Regions from separate parts of the Homo sapiens genome. Here region 1 is linked to region 2. A link is a contact called in ENCODE Hi-C or POLR2A ChIA-PET data. All regions are on one chromosome and are shown on one strand. Each heading gives the region's core, a stretch centred on a gene start or an enhancer-like site at or near the end of the contact. The rest is flanking DNA. Distances are from core to core; before and after follow the strand shown.

The links. A loop is a pair of places that touch in the nucleus more often than their neighbours do. ChIA-PET counts read pairs that join two places held with the same protein, here RNA polymerase II (POLR2A). Pooled maps may share reads with other maps.
Region 1: a map of MCF 10A shows a loop between it and region 2 (2.1-fold over the local background). The contact joins the promoter of TTLL1-AS1 here to the enhancer-like site in region 2. A Hi-C loop is called at or near these places in 1 of 168 maps with a recorded cell type or tissue (MCF 10A), 7 of 37 single-sample maps with no recorded cell type and 8 of 50 pooled maps. POLR2A ChIA-PET finds 5 or more read pairs at or near these places in 7 of 52 experiments (A549, AG04450, H1 and 3 more).

What each region holds. Positions count from the first base shown.
Region 1 is chr22:43,037,152-43,039,851 of GRCh38, forward strand. It overlaps TTLL1-AS1 (TTLL1 antisense RNA 1), which reads left to right and starts at 1,434. Exons shown (of 3, transcript NR_125362.1): 1 at 1,434-2,700. It overlaps TTLL1 (TTL family tubulin polyglutamylase complex subunit L1), which reads right to left. Exons shown (of 11, transcript NM_012263.5): 11 at 2,365-2,700. The coding sequence ends at 2,625.
Region 2 is chr22:42,932,270-42,934,969 of GRCh38, forward strand. All of the region lies in intron 1 of PACSIN2 (protein kinase C and casein kinase substrate in neurons 2), which reads right to left. Among named protein-coding and RNA genes, the nearest start is that of ARFGAP3, 76 kb to the left of the region's middle. RefSeq lists enhancers at 1,748-2,264, 2,265-2,700. Within about 2 kb of position 1,367, at least 25 of the 41 ENCODE cell types and tissues checked have a DNase peak (open chromatin) inside an H3K27ac peak, as active enhancers do.

The sequences.
Region 1 (2,700 bases), core at 184-2,683, 100 kb after region 2:
AGGTGCAACGACCCCAGGGACAGGCTTGGGAAACAGCTAATAAACAGCAGAGCCAGGCCACAAGGCCAAGTCTGACTCGGGGATCTCCATCCCACACCCGCCATCAACAGCAAACACATTAAAACTAAACCCCACGGCTGGGCGCAGTGGCTCACACCTGTATTCCCAGCACTCTGGAAGGCTGAGGCAGGCGGATCACCTAAGGCTGGGAGTTTGAGACCAGCCTAGCCAACATGGTGAAGCCCCATCTCTACTAAAAATACAAAAATTAGCCGGGCATGGTGGTGTACACCTGTAATCCCAGCTACTTGGGAAGCTGAGGCACGAGAATCACTTCAACCCGGGAGGCAGAGATTGCAGTGAGCTGAGGTTGCGCCACTGCACTCCAGCCTGCTGGGCGACAGAGCGAGACTCTGTCTCAAAAACAAAACAAAACAAAACAAAACTTAAACACCAGGGAACACACACAACACACATACCAATAAGATCACGAAGAAGGAATGGCTGAAAAGCCCACCAATTGTAGTTTATTTGGAGTCCAGCCAAGTACCATTTGTGTTGAAAAGACCTATTTTTCCCTAATTGGCAGTGAAACATCATTAAATATATGTACTCATATACACACACACAATATGGCATGTACACTTGACACACGTCCATGCATGGGCACTGAGAGAGCCTGGGCAAGTCAGTTAAGACCCTTATCTGAAGGACATACCCTTGGTGCCATTTGGGAGAACAAACTCCTGTTACTAGCATTGCAACAAAAACAGGTGGCAAGCTTTAAAGATAAACTCAAGACAGCGAGTGAAACTTCAGCAAATACGTGTTAATACGACCATGAGTAAAAGGCCCTTCCTGGCCGGGCGCAGTGGCTCACGCCTGTAATTTCAGCACTTTGGGAGGCGGAGGCGGGAGGATCACCTGAGGTCAGGAGTTCGAGACCAGCCTGGCCAACATGGTGAAACCCCGTCTCCACTAAAAATACAAAAATTAGTTGGGCGTGGTGGCAGGCGCCTGTAAGCCCACCTCTTTGGGAGGCTGAGCCATGAGAATCGCCTGAACCCAGGAGGTGGAGGTTGCAGTGAGCCTAGATTGTGCCATTGCACTCCAGCCTGGGTGTCAAGAGTGAAACTCCACCTCAAAAAAAAAAAAAAAAAAAAAGACCCTTCCTAAGAACAGCACTGTAACTCATGAGTTATTACTCAAATGCATCTGTCCATCTACCCACCAACTCAGGTCCTCTCCATACACTCCTGTAAGTCACCGGGCTACCGGGAGACTGCATGGGAACAACCACGCTCGCGCAGCCTGTCCCGCAGCCATCGCTCCTCCCACAGCTCCTGGCTGCCCACGGCGCTTCCCTGTAGCAAACCCAGCTGCTGACGTCATAAAAGGCACACAGCCGGACCTGTCTGTGCTCATCTAGTTCCATTTACAACAGACTCATCCACAAAACCGAAGTGGTAGAAACAGGTCTTTTTGAAGCCAGGCGTGGTGGCTCATGCCTGTAATCCCAACACTTTGGGAAGCTTAGGCAGGAGTATCGCTTGAGCCCAGGAGTTCGAGAACAGCCTGGCCAACATGGTGAAACTCTGTCTCTACAAAAAAAACTTTAAAAAGTAGCTGGGGGTGGTGGTGTGTGCCTGTGTGGTCCCAGTTACTCGGGAGGCTGAGGTGAGCGGATCACTTGAGCCCAGGAAGTTGAGCCACAATGGCACCACGGCACTCCAGCCTGGGTGACAGGGCGAGATCCTGTCTGAAAAGAAAAAAAAAAAGAAAAGAGAAGAAAAGAAAAGAAAACAGGTCTTCCTGGGAGCACCTAGACAAAGGCCTTTGTAAAGATAAATTACCGAGGAATATTTCTAGTTGCCTGTTTTCTTCAAAATCACAGTCAAGTAAGCTGGGCGTGGTGGCTCACCTCTGTAATCCCAGCATTTTGGGAGGCCGAGGTGGGCAGATCACCTGAGGTCAGGAGTTTGAGACCAGCCTGCCCAACATGGTCAAAACCCCATCTCTACTAAAAATACAAAAATTAGCCAGGTGTGGTGGCACACGCCTGTAATCCCAGCTACTTGGGAGCCTGAGGTGGGAGAAATACTACCCAGGAGGCAGAGGTTGCAGTGAGCCAAGATTGTGCCAGTGCACTCCAGCCTGGGCGACAGAGCAAAACTCTGTCTCGGGAAAAAAAAAAAAAATCGCAGTCAAGTAAAAAGAAACGCAACTAAAAGAGCCGTCAGTTAAATACATTCCTCTCTCGTGGCAGGACGAGTCTATAAGATTTGTTTTGTTTTTAATTTAGTGTAAAGTTTTTTTAATGTTTAAACCTTGTGACACATCAAATTACATGCTTGAAGCTGTTACTTTCTGTCAAAAAAGTGAGTTTTTAATATGAAAATTCTGCTTAGGTTAAAAATTAAAAAAAAAAGAGCGAGTTTTATACATCCGCATGAATTGTTTCCTTTAGCACTAGTCAAACAGACTCCATAACCTTCCAAAGAAGTGCCTTCGTTTATTTACAGGGCTTAGGAAAGGAAAAAAGCTCTACAAAAGGGAAATTTCAAAATAGGGCTTCAGCAGGGGCCCAGGTGGAGTGAGTAGTTTTGATAAGGTCCAGGTGGGACTCACTTCCAGGTGGTGAGGACCGCTCTCCCCGAGTCTCTCGATCGGCCTGCTCTGGGCCCCAGAGACTGACCCTGA
Region 2 (2,700 bases), core at 117-2,616:
ATGGCCGGCTCCCCCTCACACCATTTGGGGCATCCCTTAGAGAATCTAGCCACACCTCCCACCACCACCAACTCTAGCCTGTTACCTTCTAACTCTTTTTATATTTCCTCAAAGCACATACCACTACCTCAGTTTTTACCTGTGTACAGTCTGCTTTCCCCTCTAGACAGTGAATTCCAGAAGCGTATCTCACATATGACAACAGGTCCTTTCTAACATTTGTTGAAACTGACAGCGACACACTTGGGGATCTTTACAAGTGAAATGGTGGGACAGTAAAGTGTTGACTTGATAAAAGGATATCAAATAAGACCTTTAGGATAATGTACTATTGGTATCAATTTTACTCACGAAGACCATATACTGACATATCTTGGATTACACAGGAGAGAAAAAAGATTAGTTACTCGGATTATTAACTACAAATGTTTATTGAGCTGAGAGCAAAACAATTTTTTGATGATTCTTACAAAGTCAATTCTAAAAAAAAAAAAAAGGAAAAAGCCAATTCTTCCACAATGGCCAGCTTGTAGAGCCACTAAGTCAGAAGCACTTCCCACCTGGAGCCTCCTGGGCAGCCCCCAGGACACCCCCCTGTCCACATGCCACTAGAAGTCCACACTTTCCACACTTTTATTTTGCTTTTGATCTTCAAAAAGGGGTCCTCTCTGAATCAGAGGAACCAACTGTGTTAGGAGACGAAATGTCCAATCAGTTACGCAGCACTTTAAATTCTCAAGTATCAAGAGTTGCTGTATCATTGAATCAGCATTTATATTTACAGTAGAATTTGAAAACACCTGGCAAAGCCAAGTTCCCATAATTAAGTCCAAAGCACATATTCAGAACCTAGTCTATTATTATCTTTATGTGTCAGAGGAAAACCTTGTTATCCCTGAAAAGTTGAGGTCTAAGACTTTAAGAAATTGGAAACAAACTATCTCTATGGTTCCATATACCTCCCCAACTTTCCTTAAATCCTGAACAACTCTTTAAGAAATATATATTTCTCAAAGCAATGAGATGTAGAAAGGTACCTCTCTGAATAATCCTGCATGCCTGGAGGGCGGGCAAAGCCGACTTCACCAGTGACTGCCAAGCCCAGCATTGTTTTTCTCTGGACTGCAGATTCTCAAAACAAGAGACCTGCCCAAAGTGGAAGCCTCAATTCAAGTCCAAAAATAAATGACAAAATAAATAAGAGCAACAGAACACACCCATGTTCATGTTTGAGGGGACCAAAGAACCAAGGGTGGTCTGTTAGATGTCTAGACCAAAATGTATAACACCAACTCCTCCCAAGCAAAAGCAGCAGCCTGTCCGTCCTATACTCTCAACCGTGGCGCCTAAAGGGGAAGTGGCTCCACACAGATGACATAGGTCCACCCACTCAAACCCCAACGGGGCCCTCACAGCCCCCGCACCCTGCACCGTCCTTCACAGAACCAGACCCTCTTTCTTCCCAGCATCTGCAAGTGGCAGAACAACGGACTTTTCCCATTTGGAGAAAAATGCTATTGCAGCTGGAGAAACATTCTTGGAAGTTATGAATAAGATATTCTGATTGTAAGGAATTGTAAATGTGATGCTGAAGTGTGTGAAAGTATGAACAAGCAGACGAGGAAATATTATGGCGCCATGGTAACAGAAACTATGGAAGAAACTCCAGTTCACAGAACTGTTTAAAAATAAACCGGATACTCAAATACCAGTGAAAAGCTACAATGACTCACACTGTTCTCCTCAAATACTTACAAGAACAGCCAGTTCTTTAACACACTTGTCTTCCAGGCTTTTTCCCCATTGGAGAAATGTGAGACAAAGAGAGTAAAAAGGAGCTTTGAAATTTTCTCTAATTTTACCAGCAAGTTGATCTGAATAACAACTTATATGTTTTAGAGTTGAGATGGGAGTATGGAAACGTGCAGAGAGCACTGAGGCTTTGAATAAAAACCATACTAAATTCAAAACATATAACCGAGGCCCAGAGTATGCTCAACTGTGTGCCCAAATACCAGTCAATCTGGTAAAGAGCTACAGCACAATTTCTACGGGAAACGCAAGACCTTCAAGGCACTGTGTGTGTGCAGATCGCCTTTTCCCTTCTTTTCCCTTCTTGGCTTCTGTGTACTCCCCCTCCTTTGGGCCCTGCCTCAGCTGCACATCCTCCAACTACACTTGCACACCTTTCAATGTGGCAGCTGCACACAGAACACCTCCTGGGGCCTCCCCACTCTGGCTTCCCAGCCTGCCCAGCAGCCTTGCCCCTCATGGGCTGGCCCTGATAGCCACACGTGCAGCACACTGCCACCTGAGACTGCCGCCTTGCTGGTCAACTCCCACCTACCTTGCAAGGCCCAGTTTGAGTGTCATCTCCTCCAAGAAGCCCCCCACCGTTCTAGTGACCCTTTGCCCACCACTGTCCCGTTATAGTTCCTCTATGGTGCCATTATTTGGCCCCCATTCCTCTTTCCCCAACCAAGTTGTTAACCCTGGTAGATCAGACCATACTCGAGTCACCTGCCTTCCCTAGTGCCTATCACGGTACCCACAGCTCCTCAGTGAGGGTCACTGAAAGAAAAAATGGAGCCAGGGCATGGATTTCTTTTCTTTCTTTTCTCTTTCTTTTCTTTTCTTTCTTCCTTTTTCTTTTTCTTTTTTTTTGAGACAGAGTTTCGCTTTATCGCCCAGGCTGGAGTG